2 separate regions of the Homo sapiens genome follow, and region 1 is linked to region 2. Evidence: chromatin loops called from intact Hi-C (ENCODE). Cell type or tissue: natural killer cell. All regions are shown on one strand. Links, peaks and the distances in the headings refer to the core of each region. The heading gives the core; the rest is flanking DNA.

Region 1 (11,256 bases), core at 7,982-10,481, 760 kb before region 2:
TATATGAACAGATCCCCTCCTAATGTATTCTCAAACTTAAAAGTTGAAGACCATCTCAAATTATCACTCGTCCATTTTCATTTGCACCTAGTTTTTCCCGTCCTGCCTCCCAGAGGTCTGTGCCATTAACAGGACCGATATTTACACATAGGATGTGTGAAAGACAGAGTGCTTTCTTCAGTAATTTTCACCTGTGAACACCATTTGAAAAGAATCGGTGGACATGTCAGAGTGAGGCAAGATTACAGACTCCCTTTTACGCCACAGCTAGTAAAAAAAACTAAAAAAAGTAAACATCATAAATAGACAACAGGAAAAAGAAATCAACTTATTAACAGCAAACAAACAAACAAGCATAAGTTAATACTACACTTGAAAAATGATCTGACGAGAAAAGAAACCGAACTTCTGCCTTAGCTAAGCTGGATCCTAAAGGTGGTCCCCAACTTGCTGAAACTGTGCTAGGAAAAGAAGGTTTCCACAAAACCATGAGCGTTCTCTTTATATCCCCAAACTTGGAGAGGAGCAGAATTGGAGGTATATAGTCAGCCAAGAAGAAATCATGAAAAATACCTGGAGAATATAAATGCCTGAGGCTGATGCAGGACTAGCGGAGTCCAGAGGAAGCTCCGGAGGTCACTCTTTTGATGTATCTGAGTGAGGGAAAAAGTAGAGCAAAAAGGCAGAAAAACAAAATACATCTAATTATCTCAAATGATGAATAGGAAGCTATGAAAGTTGAAGATAAAAGAGAAAATAAAAAATAAGACACCCACACAAAAAGCCAGTGGAAAAGATGATTACATTGAAGCTACAGTGAAAATAGCCTTCCCTCACCCTGCCTGCCTTAATGTTAACACTGGCTGAAACCCACAGGCACTCTGATTCTTTCTCTATACTAAGTGGAAATGAAAGAATGAAATGGGGAAGTAAAAACCAGGGCTGACTCAGGAAGAATCAGAGGTTCCGGGACTCTACCATTAAAGGAGGACTGATCTGAAGCCTGGGGGATACCCCCTCAGCTACTGGACATGCCCATACCAGTCAAGTGAATCTTGATACAAGACAGTTGACAAAATCTCAGAACTAAGAAAGTAAAAACTAAAGCCACTAATAAATGCTACCCTCAACCCTAAGCTTTTATTAAAAAGTAGAATGGAATATTGAGTCATCAAGCTAGCATAGATGGAAAGACAAATCAATCTCACATTAAAAAGAACCAAGAAGACATACCAGAGAAAATAGAGGTCTGGGCAGAGCTGTTCATGCTAAACACAAGTAGGATAGGAAGAAATGCCATGACAGTTGTGTAATAATTTTACAGGAAAATACATAAAAGGTATAGAGTATGCAAAAAACAAAAATTCCACTTGAATCCTTCTTGAGATAGAACTTAAGAAGGAAATTAATTCAGTGAAACGAGCTAAAAGACAACTTGACAAAATATCAAAATTAGATGTAAAACACGGAAATCAAAGAAAGGATTAAAAACACCATTTCTTATGATGTAAATTAGAAACTGCAAGGAAAAGACTGCACACAATTTTAAATTGAATTATGGACAGGGCAGAGGGGCTATTCAGAGTGAATGCAAAGAATGAGACAAACACAAAGTAGATACTAATAACAAAAACCAACCTAAAGATTACTGTCTCCAAGGCAAAGAACCCAACAAATAGACACAAAAATACTTTCAAATATGATAATAAGGAGTCTGACTCCATTTTTGATGTTGGCTGACAGATTTCAAGCCCCACTACTCCCTCTTCCCCTTCTGCCCCACATCTGGGCAAAGTGTTAAGCCCAGCTGTTTCCTTCTCTGGCACTGATGAGAAATTCAAGCCACGTAAGCCCCTGACTGCAACAGGGAAACCTCATCCTGGCCCGACCCCCAACCACCATAAAGCCCCAGGCCAATTGGCCTTCCCTGCTGTCGTAAGCCATTTTTGGTTTTGCTTGAGAGTCTGCTCTGCTCTCCCCAGAAAACCTCATTATGTAAGTAATAAATCTTGTTACATACCTCCCTGCTGCATGAATGGCATCATCAGTCTAGACACCTGTGTCAGTCTGTTTTCACACTGCTGATAAAGACATACCCAAGACTGGGCAATTTACAAAAGAAGGAGGTTTAATGGACTCATAGTTCCACGTGGCTGGGGAGGCCTCACAATCATGGCAGAAGGCAAAAGTCATGTCTCATATGGCAGCAGACAAGAATGAGCCAAGTGAAAGTGGTTTCCCCTTATAAAACCAGCAGATCTCATGAGGCTTATTCACCACCACAAGAACAGTGTGGGGGAACCGCCCCCATGATTTAATTATCTCCCAGTGAGTCCCTCCCACAACATGAGGGAATTATGGGAGCTACAATTCAAGGTGAGACGTGGGTGGGGACACAGCCAAACCATATCAACACCTAACCAAACTTGGTGTACAAAGTCCATTTTGCCTCTGTAGGATGATCAAAACAAATATTTAATAGAAGACCATTTCTCTGTAATGTCAGAAAAACTGAATATACAGTCTAATGAAAGAGCAAATTATTTTTTGGAAAAACTGATAGAATATGATGATTATGGGACAGATTCTGGTAAAATTATCAAATTCCAAGGATAAAGAAAAATTTATTCAAGCGACATGGTGAAAAAAGCATGTCACTTACAAGAGTAAAATAATCAACAACTTTCAGACTTCTTCATAGCAATGTCTACAAAGGGTCGAGAAAAGCGAACATGCTATTCAATATTAAAGCAAAAGTCAGATCTTACTAAGCGTGGCTGCATTCATAGTTTTCATGGGCTCTTTTTGTTAAAACTAATAGTTGAGAACAAGCCAACCAAGAGATTAATGAAAATACAGAACTCAGTAGCAGAGATGCGGTGGCATGTAGTGAACATTAAATCCATATAAAACTAAAATTTAGTTAATTTATGAAATTAAGTAGAAATGTTATAATGTTTGATAATATAGAATCATCATATAGCTTAGACAACTGATTTTTAAATGGACAAAATTGGGTGGAATAAAGTTTTAAGAGTACTTATTTCTTTATCTTTCAAAGCAAATGCTATGAATCAAACATTCTCTTAAAGAAATACAACAGTGCCCCATAAATATCTATACCTACTATGTCCCAACAAAATTTAAAAAATTAAAATGAAATACATTATTTAAAAAATAAATTGATTATAACATCTTAAAATGTTTCCATAATCTTTTTTTTTTTTTTTGAGTTGGAGTCTCACTCTGTCACCCACTGCAAGCTCCGCCTCCTGGGTTCATGCCATTCTCCTGCCTCAGCCTCCTGAGTAGCTGGGACTACAGGTGCCTGCCACCACGCCTGGCTAATTTTTTGTATTTTTAGTAGAGATGTGGTTTCACTATGTTATCCAGGATGGTCTCAATCTCCTGACCTCTTGATCTGCCCGCCTCAGCCTCCCAAAGTGCTGGGATTACAGGCATGAGCCACCATGCCAGGCCCCAAATGTTTCCATAATCTCTTTAAAACTTTGCAGAGGTGGCACTCTAGAGAACTCTAGTCTGAATATGGCTCATGGGCTATAGAAATACTGTGCTTGCTTATTTTGTTTAACCTACTCAGTGATGACATAGACAATGTAACCAGAGAGATTCTTATTTTGAAAACAATAGAAGCAACTTAATTTTTATAGTTTGCTGCATGAGTCATAAAGTCCCTATGCCTAAAGGCATTTAAGTTTGTGACCCCCATCTTAGAGGAATATTTTAGGGACAAACATCTCTTTGTTAAGGAAACAACTCTTTAATATACAGCAATTTCTATAGTTTTTTTTCTTCTCTTTTCCACTTTAATAAAATCATTTCTATATATCTGTATCACATATATTAGATATATAGCATATAGATTGAGATCTAGATATAAATATGCATACAGTGATTACTAAAATTAGGTTTGGTTAATGTCCACAATTATTTCAGGCTGGTGAGATTTTCTGTAAGTTTTTACCTTCTCTGTATTACTTGAACTTCCAATGATGAGAATTAATTATTTTTACCATCAGTTACTATTCAAAAGATCATGAAGACCAAGATAATTAGTTATGTGCCCAGGATATTTTATATTAGGTACTAACATATTTTACATGCCAAGAAAAATTCTTTGTGGGACCTAACATTAACATCATTCTTATGGTAATTTGTAAATAATATTAATTTATTATTATCAAAATATACTTAAGATTTTTGTGTGTTAAATGAAAGGTCTAAAGTAAATTATTAATATTATTGCATTTGGGAAAAAGGCAAATATATCTCTTCAGAGTAACTGCCTATTTTTTATTTACACAAGATTTTAAAAAGTTTTTTCTTTACAGTTTGCTTAGATTAGTAAATTAACAAGATGGGTACAGTTACTTTCCTTCAGGATCAGAGTCGGCGTGGCATTGCTAAAGACAAAGTGGTGCTTCTAACAAGCCAAAGAGCTCGAGAGGTTCCAATCTGCCCCTTAGAGCCATAGGTAAATACAGATTATTTGAATGACTCTACCCAGTCTCCTCATTGTTCCAGCATGCCATGCCCATTCTCAGTTGTGTCTAGTTTTGTAGTCTCTTCTTTGTAATATACTCTCCCCACAGTTCCTACATCTCCAGAAGGGAATATGTAGAGGTATTTGAGTTGTTCCAATGCCTTACAAATGTTACTGATACATAGCAGGAATCACAGTCTCACACAATGATGAATTATCCACCCAAGGTGCCAATAGCATCTGTGTGGAGAAACCAAACCTTCAAGACTTCAAGATCCAACTCAGTTCACACTTTCTAAAATGTACACCACCTACTCACCTTCTTCTCTGGACTTTGAGAGGGTTTCTTATATGAAGCAAACATTTTAGCAAGGAATTCTATATGATTGCCTTTCTTCATTAGCCAACTGTTGTAAAGGCATAGATCCATCCTTAGACTTCTTTAGAGACCTCATCATACCCAGTATCATATGGGTGCCTGGGATAGATAAAATAAAACTATTTCAAACCCTTTTACAGTGAAGATTTAAGCTCTTGGTTGGACAGCCAATTTAGTTAAATGGTATGTCTAAGGATGCAGAAATCTGTGAACACTACATTCAAAGAGAAATAGTGTTTCCCTAAACACATAACTTTATTTGATTCCTTGATTTATTCTACTTTGAAGTTAGTAAGTTTTATTGAGATCTTGAAAAATGAGTTGAAATACTGTATTTTCATAGCTGTCTTTCCAGAATTCAAGACGCTTCACAATACTTTCATGTTTCGACAAACTAATGGTAAAATACTGTGTTTCAAATGTGTGTATAAAATTTTTTTTGATTCCTTCATGACTTTTCCTTATTTTTGTATGGCAGAATTTGTTCATCAAGGTCAACTTGGTAAATATATAATTGTGGAACATTTGATTTGAGGTTTAACTTTAGTGTGAAAGCCTATTAACTCAATCACACCTAGTGCCCTAATCTTGGTTTCTAATATTCTCCAATAAAAAGAACCTGGACTTGTTGGAGAAATGGCTGATTCTAGGACTGGGGCAGTAAGTACAAAATGAGCCTGGGACACCTTGTAGTGCAGGGAGTAAGGAAGTGCTAAAAATTTAAAATAAAATTTTAAAACTCACAATGATTCAGATATGTTAAAGGACCATAGAACGCAACTGAAAAAAACTCCTAATAGCTTAAAACCAAATGATAAAATGAATATCCACAAGTCCATACTGATCTAAACAAATAATTTAATAAATTATTCCATTATTTAAATAATTGAATAATTATTGAGTAAATAGAAGGGAGAGAAGACAAAATTTCCTGCGTAAAATTACAAATAATTTATATAAATACCCATCCCTGAAGAGAGGGAAGCATAACTCTCTACTCCTTAATTATAGGCTACACATAGTGACTTCTTTCCAAAGAGTGCAGTTTGTAAGGGTGGTAGGGGTAGAGTCACTTTACAGTGAAGAATCCTGACAAACACCACCTCAACCAGATGATCAAGGCCAACATTATCAGTGATGAATCATGTTGCTAGTAAGTACTCTTGGTATGGTGTCATGAAAATGGCAATTGGTCTTTGTGTCTTCTTCCAGAAACCCATAACTCTGGTTTCATTATGAGAAAAATGTCAGACAAATTCCAAGGGGACATTCTACAAAATACTTGACTAGGACTCCTCAAAACTGTCAAGGTCATCAAAAACAAGAAAAGCCCAAGAAACTATCACAGTCCAGAAGAGCCTAAAGAGACACGATGACTAAATGTAATGTGGTATTTTCAGTGGGATCCTGGAACACAAAAAGGACACTGGGCAATAAGTAAGAAATATGGATAAAGCATGGACTTTGGTTAACAATAATTTCTTATTATTGGTTCCTTCATTTTAACAAATATGCCGTACTCATTTGTCAGTAATACGGGAAATTGGGTGTGGAGTATATGGCCACTTTTACAGTCTTCACAATTTTTCTGTTTCTAAAACAGTTGTAGAAGATAAAGTTTATTTATTTTAAACCTATTAACTATTTTCAACTTTTTGAATTATGAAAGGAGTACTACTGTCAAAATGACACTTACAAAACTTAGAAATATTATCACCGTTACACTTTCCATAGCAGCACAAATCCGTCACAGGCACCATTGTGAATGCTATGCGGTGCCACCCAAAGCCTCCCTTTGAGGGAAGGATGTATTCTCACAGCTGCAGTGAAGGGTGCTGACTGACACTGCTGAGCTGTCAGTCCTCTTCAGGAATTGCCTCACCTAAAGAGTACCACTTAGCCCAAGGCCACGTCCACTTCTCAGTGCAGTCTGTATCTGACTGGTAATATTTAACAACCAGATCTCTGAAGAGAGAAAAATGCCCTAATTTGTAGCATTTAACCAGTTTCTATAGTGTTGATATTTCTACTATAGCCCATATCAAGTACCAAAGTGTGATCAATGAATGGCCATTGGGGAAGAGATGCACACAATCACCTCCCAAGCTGGAATGAGTCAGTTCTAGCACACCACTGTGTCCTTTTGATATCAACTTGGAACAACACTGAAGAGCCATTTCCAATTCGCAGCTCCTGGGGGGCCAGCTGAGGGCTTATTGTGACTGCATTGCAGCCCAATCTCTCCCTCTACCCAACCCTGTTTCCCTTCTATCCCTTCTAAGCATTCAACTCAACAGCACTCAACTTCCTGCTTGTGAATCTCATCTCAGATTCTGCTTCCTGAGGAATCTAACGTGCAACAGGGATTTCTTGCTGGACAAACTAACCAAGAAGATTATTATTCAATGATTGCTTAAAGCACTTGAAGACAATTATGTTGGCGATGAGGATGCTGGTGGTGGTGGTCATAGGACAACAAAGGAAAGGAAAAGATTTTGTCTGACAGACTCTCAAATTCTATTTATACAAGGAGTCAGTATTTGAAAAAGTAAAAATGATAACCAAGATGATATGGTTGAGATGGGGCCTGACTATGTTGCCCAGGCTGATCTCAAACTCCTAAGCTCAGGGAGTCTGCCTGCCTAAGCCTCCCCAGTAGCTGGGATTACAGGCATGCACCTCCATGCCTGTTAATAATCAAATATTTTAATGTAAATAATTTATGCTACTATTTAGGAAACCTAGAGGACCTTTTGTAACCACACCTATTTTACTTTACTTTCATATGCGCTTAACATGTAATCCAGGTTGTCTCTTACCATTATCCAGCATGCATTTATTGAATATCTACCTTGTGCCAAGCTCTGTGCTAGGGATCTTGCGCTTAAAAAACACAATCCCTTCTCCTAAGCTTCTAAGGAACTTACACATCAGTATGAGGCCACAAAACAACAGTGAAGTGAAAAAGTGTCATGATTCATCTGAATACAGGGCACTGTGGATGCTCTGAATACGTAACGATAGCCATCATTTATCAAGTTATGTTTGCTGTGTACCCAGGATTGTTTCTGATGCTTTACAAGCATTATCTCATTAAATCTCACAGCAATCTCCTTTTAGATTCTTGCATATACCATCACAGTAAGTGATTACACCCTTACCTCTTTCACATTTGTCTTGTTGTTTTAACTAGTCTGACACCTGGCAGTTCAGCTCTCTCCCCCAGCTCAGCAAAGTTTCTGATGGTTGGTCCCTGCTTCATGATGTGTGGCTACCCAGCTCATAAAACTGGCCTGGTGCCTTTTCTTCCTGAGGCCAACCTTTTCTGCATTTTCTTAGATCTAGTGCCCCCCACCCCCCTTTTTTTTTGCTTAAATTAGCCAGAGCTGTTTGCAGTTGAAAGATCCCAGCTGACGTAAACAATAAGTGTATGATCACATGATCATTAAAAGCCAACAAAGATATAGAAAAGAGAGAGATGATAATGTTTCATACAGTGCTGTTCCTAAAGAACCCAGGGAAAAGGGATCCATCCCAATTGACTGTCCTTTAACAGGAGAGAAAGTTGTTTCACTGAAACTACAAGAGTGGAGGCAAAAAAGAGGTATGGATAGAGACTCTTAGTAGGATTGGGGGCAGGAGAAAAAATCAGAATGTCAAAGTTATGTATCGGATGGTCTCTATCATTTCCAAGAAAACAGCAATATTGAGAAGAGGATAAAGAAGTCGGGAGTTAAAAAGGCCAAACGTTTAAATAGCTGCTTTGGAGAATGGCCGAGGAATTGACTGGACTGAGGGAGGCATTGTTATGGCAATATGGAATGGCATCAGTCTCTATAACTGGGTACCTTCACCACAGACAGCTTGAGAAAGAGACATAGCAGGAGTCAGGCCTTTTATCTAAAACATTTTCTAAACTTCATTTATTGTGCTAAATGTATCCTTTTTTAAAGTTATAATGTTATAACAGTTATAATGTTAAAGTTTTTTGAAGTATAAATTTGAAAAATTAAATTGAAAAGTTTAAATAGTGCCAGGCATGGTGGCTCACACCTGTAATCCCAGGGCTTTGGAGGACTGAGGCAGGAGGATCATTTGAGGCCAGGCATTAGAGACCAGCCTGGGCAACATAGCACTCGAGCCCTGATCTTAAAAAGTTAAATACAATTAAAAGTTAACCGGGCGTGGTGGCTCTCACCTGTAGTCCCAGCTACTCAGGAGGCTAAAGCAGGAGGATCATCTGAGCCCAGGAATTTGAGGTTACAGTGAGCTATGATTGTGCACTCCAGCCTGGGCAACAAAGTGAGACCCTGACTTTTAAAAAAAGAAACAAAATCTTGAGAAAATCATCTTTTATTCCAAAGAAAAGATAAAAATCTCATGGTACCCAGCCTTAAATAATCTTTTTGAAAAAATTCCAAATCCATTTGAAAAAGTGGTCTTGATTTTGTTCTGTGTAAAACCTAAAGTGCATATAAATGGCCAGCAGAGGGAGCCAAAACCATTCATGTATTTCCTCTGTATATCGTTTTTAGGAAAATGTATGATTAAAAATTACAAAATGCAAATAACCCTCATCATTCAAGAATATATGCAAAAATCATAGAAATCATATATTTAGTGCTACTCTATGCCAAGTACTGTTTGGAAAATTCAAAGCTAGAATGGGATTCTAAATGTGAAGCAACTGAAAAAGCATTCCTTCCTCTCACTCTCTAGGACTTTTTTGGGATTCTGTTTTTGTTTTTTTCTTTTTTCTTTCTCTAGGACTTTTTGTAGTAACTCCTGAAAAGCAAAGTAATTTCTGTTCTATTGAAGTGGGAACAATTTATGAGTTGTATGGACACTTTTCAGTTCCTATTGCTGAGAACACAATTGTTAGCAGTGTGTCGAAAAGAAACGGGAGGGCCTTAGCTCACACCTCTTAAATCAGGCTCTAGGTATCTCTCAGAAAACAGAAGGAATAGATTTTTTGTGGAAATTTATTGAAAAGCAATTTGCCGCAACTACACTATACATGTCTCTCCATTTTCTGGACAATAAGTGTATTAGTTAGGGTGTTTTGTTTATGAGTAAGAGAATCCAACTCTGACCAACTCTGGCTAACTAAGGGGGAAAATAATTTACTGAAAGAATGCTGGTTAGTAATGTCCTTTAAATAATTTATAAATAAAATTTGAGGAAAATGGTTGATATTTAAAAATGACAATGTATATATTTTATATAACTATGTTCACAAATTTGAAAATTTATATAAAATAGATAACTTATAGAAAGATATATATGTAATATGTAATACATAAGAAAAATAGAAGAAAACAGAATATAACTGTTTTAAAAACAAATGTGTTATTGAAAACCTTCCTATTAAAAAAAAGAGAGAGAGAGAAAGAAAACAACAAAAAAAAATCCCTTCAGGTCCAACTGGCCTCACTGGCAAGTTCCAATAAACATGTGAGGATGAATAGTTTCACTTGAAACAAAGGCTTGTAGAGAAAAGAAAGTGGTCACCATCTCCTTTTATGTGGCGAGCATCACCTTGACATTAAAGCCCAACAAGGACTTCCATTTGCAGAAAAATGGAGTAGGGATGCTTTTTTGCTATTCTTCTCACTACATACAGTTACAAACTCTGGACTTTACGAATAAAACAAATATAAGATGACTCTGAAAGGCAGAGAGAAGGAGGCAGACTGGTTAGGGACCTGGGACATGAGGAAGGACAGAGCAGTAAGTACCCTGGGTTTCTTTTTACTTTCTTTTACTTCATACATCTTTGGGTGTATGAAGACTGGGTAACGGAGATGTCAGCAATCCAGAAATGCCAATGGGCACAGATGGAAAAAGCTCCCAAAACCTTGGTCTCTGTAGCCAAAGAACCAAGAAATAGGCAGCCCAGCAAGACAGAAGGGTTTTAAACAATAACCCGTCTACTCCACCAACAATCACAGAAGAAAACTGTGCCCTCACTCCCACCAGCAAAGGCTGAATAGGGAACCTGGACTTCCACCCTGGCCAGGCTGTAATGAGGTACCCCAACAACGGAACACATACTCACCAACACACATCATAACTCAACCTCTGAAAGCTGAAAAGCAAATTTTTTAAAGCATTACTTCTGGGAAAAAAAAAATTCAAAGGACAGGTTTCTCTTCAGAAACATTGGAAGCTAGAAGAAAGTAGCAAAAAATGTTTTAAATGAGATCCCCAAGATCAAGAACAAGGTAAGGCTGCTTGTTCTCACCACTGCTATGAGAGTAATGGGAGGTCTTGCCAGAGTAATAATGAAAGAAATGGACAGAAAATGCGTATACATTAGAAAGGAAGAAATAAAACTGTCCCTATTTGCAGATGACAAATTCCATCTACATAG
Region 2 (11,256 bases), core at 5,151-7,650:
ATATGGACGTTGATTGGGCAGCCTCATTCCCAAGACTACCCTACCCGTGGAATGGGGAACATAATGTTTACAGGATAGCTGACCATCTCGCCGCAACACCTAAAAGTGGTATTGCTGGTTCTTTCAAAGAAGAGTTATTCACTATAAAGTTTTTATTTTCTGGCCTTTTCCTTGTACTAAAGGGTGTTGTTATAGGCTTGCGAGGCTTTTTGGCAGCAGAAATAGGTGGAATCACTACTAGCTTCTCTTTGTTATCATCAAATCTGCTGGTATGAGGAAAGAGAGCCATTGTTGGTTGTTAATTGCTGGTGGTGGGGTGAGGGAAGGGTAACACAGCAGACTCCTCTCACTGTCACTTTCCCAGACTTTGAATGAGACTTTGACAGAGCCTTCAATTACTGCAATGCCTGTGATCTCATTAGAAAAATCTTATTAAATCTAAAGAAATAGACCAGAAGAATATCAGATTGGTTTTACCAAAACATTATGCCAACAAAAGTTCCAAAGGCAGATTTTCTGAGGCCAATATAGCTAAAGAACTTCTTGGGCTAGGACAGAGATGTAGCTTGGATTCTTCCTCTATCCTTCCAAAACTCTGGCTTGCCTTTAGACCCTTGTATACTCTCTGGTCATCTAACTGAGTGAAAACAGGAAACACAATCCTATTAAAAAGACCTGGGGATAATGTAAAACTAATCCTACACATATTTAGATGAAGTAACAATTGGTGCCAAGAGGAGGGAAGGTATTTGGGAAAAATGGAGTTTTAAGTCTTTCTTTTAAAAAGAGGCTTTAAAAATACAGGGAAAACTAAAAAATATCTCACTTTTAGCAAAGTACCTTCCAATCACCTATAGAAAGTCATTTTCTATAGAAAATCCCTCTTCCCACCCAAGTTCTGGACCAAATAAAAGGAAGTCAGAGTCAGATAGATGGACAACAAAATGCTTTTCTACAGGTGATTGCTATTTGACTAATTGCAAATGCTGCCACAATCTCTAATTATGGGTTGACATAATTAGAGTTGACAATTACGTGAGACTAAGGAAAAAGTAACATAACTACAGTTAAGCTAAGAGATTGTCAGGTTTTCTCTCACAAATATGTTGCAGCCATCAAAAAAGAATAATCGTGTGCTGATATAGAATTATCTCTAAGATATATTTAAATTTAAAAAGCATGTGTAAACAGTGTATGTATTATGTAAATATTTGTGTAAAAAGAAGATATATGTATATATAAATGCCTACACATGTATTTGCTTATGTAGGAAACAATATCTCTAGAATTATTAAAAAAAAAAAAGAAAAAAAAGAAACCTGTAACAATAGTTACTTCTAGAGAGGGGAATGGATTCCAAGGCAGGGAGGTCAACTAACTCATCACCATACACTCTTTTATGTTTGAATGTGCTGTATAAATGTGTGCATGTGTGTGTGAATGTGTTTGTGTATTTATGGTGAAGCATAGAGAGGTACAGTAGTCAATTCCACACCCTACTGAGAATAGAGTTTCAAATTAAGGATTCAAGTGTAGTGAAAGTAGACACAGTTATCATTTGAAATTAAAGGGAAAGGAAAGCCAAATATTATAAGGCCTATCCTCAAATTGTTTTAAGTTAATGCTCCTCAATCTCGTTTTGGCCCCAAACACATTGAAGGATCCACATTGTTCATGAACAGCCACTCCTCTTAAAGGTGAGTCTCAGTTTAGTGCCACGTACTTCGTAGGTCTAGGACATGTAGCCTTAAACTTGTTCCAGGGGCCATTGGCAGAGAGGGATGGGAGAGTAGAACATTCCCAAAAATGTAATCACAGAATGGTTTGCTTTAAAGGAACATATCCTTAGAAAACTATTAGACAGGCTTTTGAACCATTATTGTTTTGTGTTCCCCTATTATAACTAAGATAATTTCTACATATTATTTCTCTCTCTCTCTCTCTCTCTCTCTCTATATATATATATATATATATATATATTCTGCTTAGTGCCATCTTGCCAGCTAATGCATTTTGCATTAAAATGCTTCGATCAGCCTCAGCTAAACCCAATATAGGATCCTGTTTCTTTCCCATCCTGATCTAAAGGGTAGCATATGAAAACCTTGGGGAAGGAGAGGGGCAATACTATCCTTTGGTGATTCTGATACCAAGTCCAATTTAACATCTATACTTACTCATTCAGGCAGCCATTCTTGGTGAATAAATTGTTCAGAATCAAATATCAAACTGGTGGCCCATTGGGTCATTATAGCCTTCTACCTGAGGGGGAAATTAAACTGAATCAAAGGAAAGTTTCACCAGATTCTTCTCAATGTACTAAAAAGAACAAAAACTACCATAACAATTCTAAGAATTTGTGATCCTAGTATAATACAGCCATGACTTACTGGGACATAACTGAACACTTTATAGAGTGACACTTTCCAAAGATTCTTGTGAGCTTTTACTTAAATTTTTCCCATAAATTTACTAATTACCCTTATCAAAAGGAAATTCATGACATAGCTCAATGCTAAGAGTCCAGGGAACAAAGTAAAGGCTGGAAATAGTGACCTGGTTTCACTAGAAATTGCAGGAAAGTACTGGTTTATAGGTCACTGGTTTTTTTGTGCCAGAAATGTCTGACTAAATTAGGTTACATCCTGCAGGCCCTTCACCTGTCTCTCACGTAAATAACATTACCCAAGGGTGTCCTCTCAGCCCTACTCATGACTGGCACAAAGACATTTCAGCCCACATAAATTACCTTTTTTCTGGTTTTGTGAGAAACTTGGTTCCCTCAAATGGTTGTGATATGAAAATTCGCTCAAAGCCGAAGGTGAATGATAAAATAAAATGGGCTCTAAAAGGACACTTCTACATCTAAATTCAAGAATTCTATGGTTCTAGGATATAGTATAAAAATTAATGGAATCTGTTTCACATAAGCAAGCAGATTTAGGATTAGAAGCATGTCATAACTTGAAGGCAACCCAAAATTTATTTTTAGGCTACATGAATCTTTCAGAGTTCTTGATTTCAGACAATGAAACTCCCCCTAGGTAGTTTAGGCAGCAAAAGGAATTGTATTAAAGATTTTAAGCAGTTCTTGGAATCTCAGTGAGGGCTACAGAATAAACCATGGCTGCTCTGAGGCTGGGAGCCATATGAAAGTTACACAGATGGTTCCAGGGGGCACTCTATTGCTGCTGTGCCTGGGCACAGACAACCCAGCTTTTGCCCCGAGTGGCGGACACTGGAAACTCTGCCTAGAACCTCTGGCAACATCTCTGGAAGGTAGAGCCTCTCCCTCTATCTGCCATGATGGATTCTGTGAGATGCCTCACTCACTCCAGCATGGAGGTCTCAATAAGATGGGTCTAATTGGCAGAACCTGGACACTAGATCCTCAAATTGAAGATGTCAGGAGAGTTTCTGACTTCATCTTTGAAGAACGAACTCTCAGAAATCAGGAAACTCTCCAAATATAAAATGGGCTCAAAGGTAATGAGTGGCAATGCCCACTTCAAGTAGTATAACCTTAGCTTCCCCTGGGGACCTGGAAAGCCCGGGTCACATCTTCCCGGGGAGTTAATGCCCATGGGCAGACTCTTGACCAGGGGCATATGTAGAATGAAATGGACTGGCAGATAAATTGTTTTCCCTTCCTCTCCCCTGGTGGGCTGCCTTGATATGTAAAGTTCATTTGGCCTTACTGAGCACATCCCATGAGATGCAACATGAACTATACTTGTTGCCAACAAGAGGCTGACTCAAACTTCCCTCATGTTTGCCCCTTTTCCCTCACTTCTGTTTCCCTGGGAATGTAACTCCCAAAACAGATAGCAGCACATAAGCCTTTCCTTTAGGCTCTGGTTTCTACGGGTGCAAAAGCATCTCACTGCAGATGCAAAGTATTCTTATTAGAGCCTTTGCCTGGTCTCTATGACAAGCTTCAATTATTTTTCCTAGAAAACTAGTAATAGAAGCTCATGCCAATTTGTAAGACTGCATTTGCCATAACTGTCGTTCATACTAAAAATTTCTTTTCTACTATCTCTAGTTTTGTCTTGTGTGCAAAGAAAGAATTATTCATTGGGGCTCAGGTTGTGAGAGTGAGGAGTAGATGAATGAACCGGTCAGCTCTCTCAAATTCAGTGAGAGTCTCCTCGCTGCTACATCAAATGGCATCATGCTTTGTTATAGCCATGCTGAATTTCTTCTAGTTCCCTAAACAAACTATTGTATATCATTTCTCCGTGCTCTCTATCTCAGGTTTTCTCTCCTAAGAAGCTGTCTTCCTTTCCACTATTACTACTGCTAATAGTGGAATTAATACAGCTAACTGCGTCTGGTCCTTGAAAACTAAGCTTGGGTGTCACTTCTTTAAGGAAGCCCTGCTGAAGACCCCTTCCCACTACTCTAATTTATACCAAACTGCATATTCCTATAATACCCTGTGCATTGTATTTATTTGAGCCAAACTGGACTTCAGCTATTGGTCTATTGACCTGTCTTCCCTGACAAGATAGCTGCTTGAGAGCAACGACCATGCCTCATTTGGCTTTGTAGCCCTAGCAGCAAGCACTGTAACTGGCACATAATGATCGTCTAATTAAAAGCTGTTTGAATGAATAAATAATGTTTATGGAATAACTGAATTACACCAGTCAGGGTCCCTGTGCCATGTTGTGGCAGTGGCTAAAAAAAAAAATCTATCCAGCCGGGCGCGGTGGCTCACGCCTGTAGTCCCAGCACTTTGGGAGGCCAAGGCGGGTGGATCACGAAGACAGGAGATCGAGGCCATCCTGACTAAGATGGTGAAACCCCGTCTGTACTAAAAAAAATACAAAAAATTAGCCGGGTTTGGTGGCAGGCACCTGTGGTCCCAGCTACTGGGGAGGCTGAGGCAGGAGAATGGTGGAGCTTGCAATGAGCCAAGATCACATCACTGCACGCCAGCCTGGGCAACAGAGCAAGACTCCATCTCAAAATAAATAAATAAATAAATAAATAAATAAATAAATAAATAAATAAATGAATAAATAAAATAAAATAAAATAAAATAAAAAATCTATCCAAGCCCTTCCCTGGATTGAAGAGTGCTTCATCCTTCCACCCACCTGTGAGATACAGTCAATAACTACATTGAGCCATCCCAATTGAAAAATCCTGTAATTTCCCTAGGAAAGATGGCTCAATGTCATGTTTTTGGTTGATTCCTGAGTGAGTGAGGATAATAAAAAAAAATTACTATTGAAAAAAAAATAAGCGAAATGTATATACCTAGGACTTGCCTTAGATGACCAGTGTTTTTGTCATCTCCATCTCACTTCACCAATGGAACAAAAATAGTTATTAAGAAATGACATTTAACTGTTCTCATATTTAGAAGTTATCTGTCCCATATATCTGAAGCTGACCCTCATTCCAAATACTTGTCCAAATATGTCCTAATTTTTAGTTTAGAAAATACATACTCATTTATTTTTTCATGGATCCATCTAAAAAATTCAAATTGATGTCTAAGATGGGCTGCCTCAGGCATAGATATGCAATAGTAAATGGAACAAACATCATCTCTTGTGGAGTTTGCATTTGAATGGGGGAGGAGTATAAACATTATAACCTATATTCAGGAAGTCTTTCCTTCAACAAATATTTATTAAGTGCTCCTATGGACTCCGTGCTGAATAGCAGAGACACAGGGGTGCCCCATGGAGGTTGTCCTCTAGAAGGGAAAGAATATTAATCAAATAATCACACAAATAGATAATGAATTATGACAACTGTTATAAAGGGGAAAAATCAGATTAGATGGGATCCAAATCTAGATGTGGGTGGAGGTGGCCAAAAAAGGCTTCCCTAGGAACTGACATTCGAATTGTGTCAGGAAGCGAGGGTTAGAGGCTCCCTCCAGACATAACCACTAATACAGGCTAAGGGATGCTGGCATGTTATGAGAGCTAAAAAAGCCCAGGGTAGCTAGAGAACCAGGAAAGATGGAGAGAGAAGCAGGAAAAGTGGTCAGGGACCATATCATGCAGGGTTTTACAGGTCATTTAAGAAGTCTGTTCAAATACATTAGGGAATAACTAATGAAGGTTGAATGAGATTGCAGGTAAAAATTAGTTCATGAACTTCAAAGTTGCTAGTATTTATTGTTTTGATTTATATTCTGGTATAAGTAATTGAGGTGTTTTTTTAAAAAACTATTTGTATCACATAGAAATTGGTAGCATTAAAAACTATTCTAACCATTTTTGCTAAAAATAATTATTAGATTTAGTATAAAATTTTGGGAACAATCCATTTAAGAAGCTAAATGTCAGTTGACTGTATTTGTGAGTCTTAATATGAAAGTAAGTGTTTTTATTTATCTGCCAGGATTTCAACTGGTTTGCTCTTACTTCTATTACTGATATATTATAACAAGAACATTCTAATTTTCATGCCTAAAAGATGAAAATATTTTTTTCTTTTGGAAAGAATCAAATATGAACTGCATGTTTTCTACTGTTGCTCAGGTGACATCTGGTGGATAAAAACTGAAATGCAATTTTATATAGTTTAAGAAAGGTGAGGTTCTCAAATTCCACTGGTAGGAAGTCATTAAAGAAGTTGAGCCTTACTGATTGATGATTAATTTTGCTTATATTTTTGGCATCCTATTATTCTCATTAAGTAGAAATTGCGATAGAGATTTGATGGGAAGAACACTTCAGTGCCCTAGTAGATTTGGTAGGCTTTGGGTCCTGCTTAAACCTCTGGCAATAAGTAGCTAAATGGCCTGATTTAATTTTGTTTTTTTAGGAGTTTTCAAAGTGAGTAAACAGATTAGCTACAGATGGGACAAGAATCAGATTAATATCTGACTTCTCAGTGACAATAGTAAATAGGAAAAACAAGAGAACAATATCTTAAATATTCTGAAGAGAATTTTTACTCTGTCTAGAGTTCTCTGCTGAGCCAAACTCTCCAACAGATGTAAAAATAAAGGCATTTTCAGACATGCATGGGTATGAAGTTAACCTTGCATGAGTTCTCTTTGAAAGAATTACTATTTAAAATGCTATTTTTATCATTTACTCAATTGTCAAATGTTTCTACTTGGGGAAAGCGAGTGTATTCCATTAAGTGTTTATTAGAGCATGCCCCTCACTGTTATTGGTTTATTTTTTCTGAAAATTTCTGGATTTTTTCTTTACTTTTTATTATAAGCTATAGACCAGCTTGTCTACTTAAAATATTTATGTTTTCATTGTATTCTTTCACATATTCAAAAACCATAACAGTGAGCAGGCAGGCAAAGTCCTTTCCAGAATGGAGCTTACATTCAGTTTTTTTTTTTTTTCACTATGTCAAATTGGGTCTTTATTTCTATTATGTTTTCTAACTGCTTGTTGTTTGTATAGATGAAGGTGATTCCTTTCTGCACACTAATTTTGTACCCATCCATTCCACAAGTTCTCACATTGTTCACAACACATGTATAATTGAGTTTCTTGGGATTTCCAGGCATACAGTGATCTGTAAATAGTGATATTGTACCACTCTTCCAATGTTTATAACTCATGTCTTTGTCTTGTCTAATTGCATTGGTTAAACCTCCAGAACTACACCAAATAATAGTGATGACTGTAGATACAATTGTCTTGCTGCTCATTTTAACAGCAATGCTCATTGAGCATTAGTGTTTCCTCATTGAGCAGACTGCTGGCTTTTGGGAAATACCCATCTTTCCCCTTTATTGTGATTTTTTTTAAAAATCAAGTATGGATGTTGAGATCTATTGAATGCCTTTTCAGTATATTTGGAGAAAATCATGCATAACTTTTTTCTTTTTTAATCACTTTTATCAGACAAATTTCAGTTGCAGAAAACAGAAGAGGGTTTTATACAGGGAATTGGCTGCATACAAATCAGTAGAAAGCTGGAGGAGCAAGCTGTCTAGTAGTGGCTCCCGGAACCATACTGCAAAACTGGCCCACCCAGGGATCTGCCCCCTCTGTCACAGTCAGGAAGTCATGCTCCCATCCCACAGTTTGTGAGCATGTCATCTTAAGGTGATCTGGGAATGACAGCCTGCCACCACAATTCTTAGCTCCAGGAACACACCTTCCTATCTTTCACCTCTGGATCAGAAAACCGATAAAAGGACTACCAGCTCCAGAGTCTCACTGTGTCTGCTACAAGCTACCCCAGCAAAATGGCTGCCTCAGGTGCCACCAACTGTATTCTGAAAACAAGTCTCACACAAATGCATCTGTCTGATTGTCAAACGTAATTCACATTGAAGACCCTGGCTGCAAGGGAGCCTAGGAAATGAAGATTCTGAACTTTCCAGCCTTTATGGTATAGGATGTCATACAAAAGAGAGATTGGGGTAGACAGTGAATGAACCATGTTACTATACCCAACCACTTATTAAAATAGTGAATAATGTTAAATCATTCTTGAGACCATAGGGAAAAAATTCTTTTTCCCTTAATTATTTTAAGGTGCTGCTGGATTCTGTTTGCTAAAACTTTGGTGAACATTTTAAAATCAGTATTCATAAGTGATTTTTGTGCTGTCAGTTTCTGGTAACAAGCGTATGCTACTTTCATTAATAGAATTTGGAAGCTTTCCTCTTTTGCCTCTGCTCTGGAACAATTTAAAAAGCATTAGATGCCAGTCATGGTGGCTCACGCCTATAATCCCAGGACTTTAGGAGGCTGAGGCAGGTGGATTGCTTGAGGCCAGGAGTTTGAGACCAGCTGAACAACATAAGGAGACCCCATCTTTACAAAAAAAAAAAAAAATTAAGAGATAGCTGGACATGGTGGTGCAGTGTCTATAATCCTAGCTACCTGAGGCGGGAGGATGGCTTGAGCCTAGGAGTTCAAGGCTGCAGTGAGTTGTGATCATGCCATTGCACATTAGCCTGGGTGACAGAGCAAGACCCTGTCTGAAAAACAAAAAAATAGCATTACAGCCTATTTATTTCTTCCATAAAGATTTTGTAAGATTAGCCTTTGAAGCCCTCTGAGCCTGATGCTCTTTGGGAGCCTACCTCCTTGACAACTGTTTTCTTTTTATTTTTCTTGGACATTTAATATTTAATGTTTATATTTTTAATTCACCAATTTCAGTAAATTGTGTTTTTTTAGAAAAAGGATTAATTTCACCTAAATGTTCAAATTTATTTGCAGGCAGTTGAGGGAAATAGGCTCCTATGATTATTTTATTTTCCTTTGTATCTTTTTATTATGTATTTTTGTGCTTTCTTAATTTTATTCTTGGCCAAGTTAGCTAGTAGTTTATCTGTCTTGTTAAATTTATTCATTGGGATTATCATTTTTCTTAGTTTGATTTTATTATTTTCTTTTATAATTCATTTTTCCTTATCTCCTTTTTGGTAGCTGTTTTTTTCTCTATATTTTTTAGCTGGGTAGTTAATTCATTTACTCTTATTCTTTTGTGGTTATTAATACAATTATTGAAAACCACTGTTTCTTCTGAGGGTTGCTTTAATTGTATTCCGTGGATATTAGTATGTAGTGTTATCAATATTTTCTAATTAAGCTGCAATTTTAGTTTTGATATCATCTTTGACTCGAGTTTTAAGAGAGTTTTAAAATTCCAGATAATAGAGTCTTTTTGTCTTCTCAGTTGATTTGCTTTGTGATCAATGAAATATATCCACATTATTTCTGCTTTTTGGCATTTACTGAGGATTTGGGGCCTAAATTTTTGTGAAACTGTTAGAAAAGAAGGTATAATCCTTGTTTTCAGTGCATAGAGTCAATATGTGTCAATTAGACCTACCTTATAAAACATATCATTTAGTCTACTCTATATTGAAACCCCACTCTTTATACCCTTCTTCAGGTAGTCTCCCCACAGCAGCCTTTAAGAAGATCAGCAATTCTGTGACAGGTGTCTAACAGCTATAGCTCCAACCTCTGCCAAGGGAGTGAATACTCCTGCGTCCAATATTAACAACCAAACCTTGCAGAAATATTGATAGGAAGAGAAAAAAAAAATCAAGAAGTTATTACCTCTCATTCATTTACACTGACTGGCAGCCAGGTCAAGCACAGGCTTGCATATTTATATGCACATTTGCATATTTATTTGCATATGTATACAAAAACAAACCTCCCCAACTACATGCACTTTTTTGCTTTCTCTTCTGATTCCACCAAGGTTTCCACCAGGCACTTTCCTCAGACTGACCTGTAATACCCTAAGCAGTCTCTCAACATGGCCTGCTTCCATGCCCAAATCAGGGTGGGACATCCACTTCCTGGTATTTCTCTGTAGTAGGCAAACTGGTTTGGTATCTGCAGTCTTAATGCCTAGTAACAGCCTAATGTTAGTTGATTTTCCTTCCAACATGAACAAGCTATAAAATGTTTCTGTGCTCCAGATTACACCCATCACTAGACATTTCCTTTCTCTTATATTTTATAGATCCCAGTTAATGTTAAACTAACAGTATCAGTTGGGATTATTATATCTCAGACTACGTATAACAAAAATCCAAAAGCAGTGGTTGAAAAAACAGTTAATTGCTTTTCTCACATAAAAAGCAATTAGAGGTAGTCAGTAAAGCTGTTAAAATTAGTGCATGATAATTGTGAAAAATTCTCAACATTACCTAAGTCCCACCCATCCACTGATGTTTTATCATTTCTTGAAGTACATTTCTTATCTTCTATATTCTTGAAGTACATTTCTTACCTTCTATATTTATATATAGGGACCTGGTTTTTATTTAAAATTCTCAAGCAAGGGTAAATAATTTAAAACTTATTTTGTACCTATGAGCTAGAAGTTTCTGAGAATTTTCCTGTAATCCAAGGAAATATGTAGAAAGATGATCTACTGTACGCATTTGATTTTCTAACTGTAAAATAAATGACTATAATATAATAACTGGAATAATTTTTAAATGGTAGGTTTGTGGTCAGTCATATAGGTTTGAATTCTCAAAGAAAAATACTGTATTGGGACTAAGCGGTGTAGTCATAAAACTGTCATCCACATTGAAGATTTTTTTATTTCTCTGAGGATGGTCTGAGGGGCGTAAACCGGATACTATCAGCAACAGAATAATCAACATCCATTCAAACACAATTGATTGTTTTGTTTTCTACTGGCCTCCAAGAAATACTTATTTTTCAAAAGAAGAAAAATAGACTTTGAGGGTTTGGTGGTTTAGGAAAATAAGTATTAATGATAAAGGCAGGTTCATGGTTGATGATTGGTTCTGCTATATTTTAGCTA

Evidence for each region. A loop is a pair of places that touch in the nucleus more often than their neighbours do. Peaks named below come from ENCODE experiments on the same cell type or tissue, not always from the same donor. Only the 100,000 strongest peaks of a DNase experiment are listed, where the experiment ranks them.
Region 1: it touches region 2 in a loop (8-fold over the local background); 24 of 110 quality-filtered maps call a loop at or near these places.

What each region holds. Positions count from the first base shown.
Region 1 is chr5:116,066,350-116,077,605 of GRCh38, reverse strand. No RefSeq gene overlaps it. Among named protein-coding and RNA genes, the nearest start is that of COMMD10, 13 kb to the left of the region's middle. RefSeq lists an enhancer at 938-1,087. In natural killer cell, for the core only: a CTCF peak has its summit at 9,382 (motif pointing right); a DNase peak (open chromatin) is centred at 9,375.
Region 2 is chr5:115,305,217-115,316,472 of GRCh38, reverse strand. It overlaps LOC105379129 (a long non-coding RNA gene), which reads right to left. Exons shown (of 5, transcript XR_948684.3): 2 at 2,178-2,262. Among named protein-coding and RNA genes, the nearest start is that of CCDC112, 14 kb to the right of the region's middle. In natural killer cell, for the core only: CTCF peaks have their summits at 6,314 and 6,516 (motif pointing left); a DNase peak (open chromatin) is centred at 6,522; H3K27me3 peaks cover 469 bases.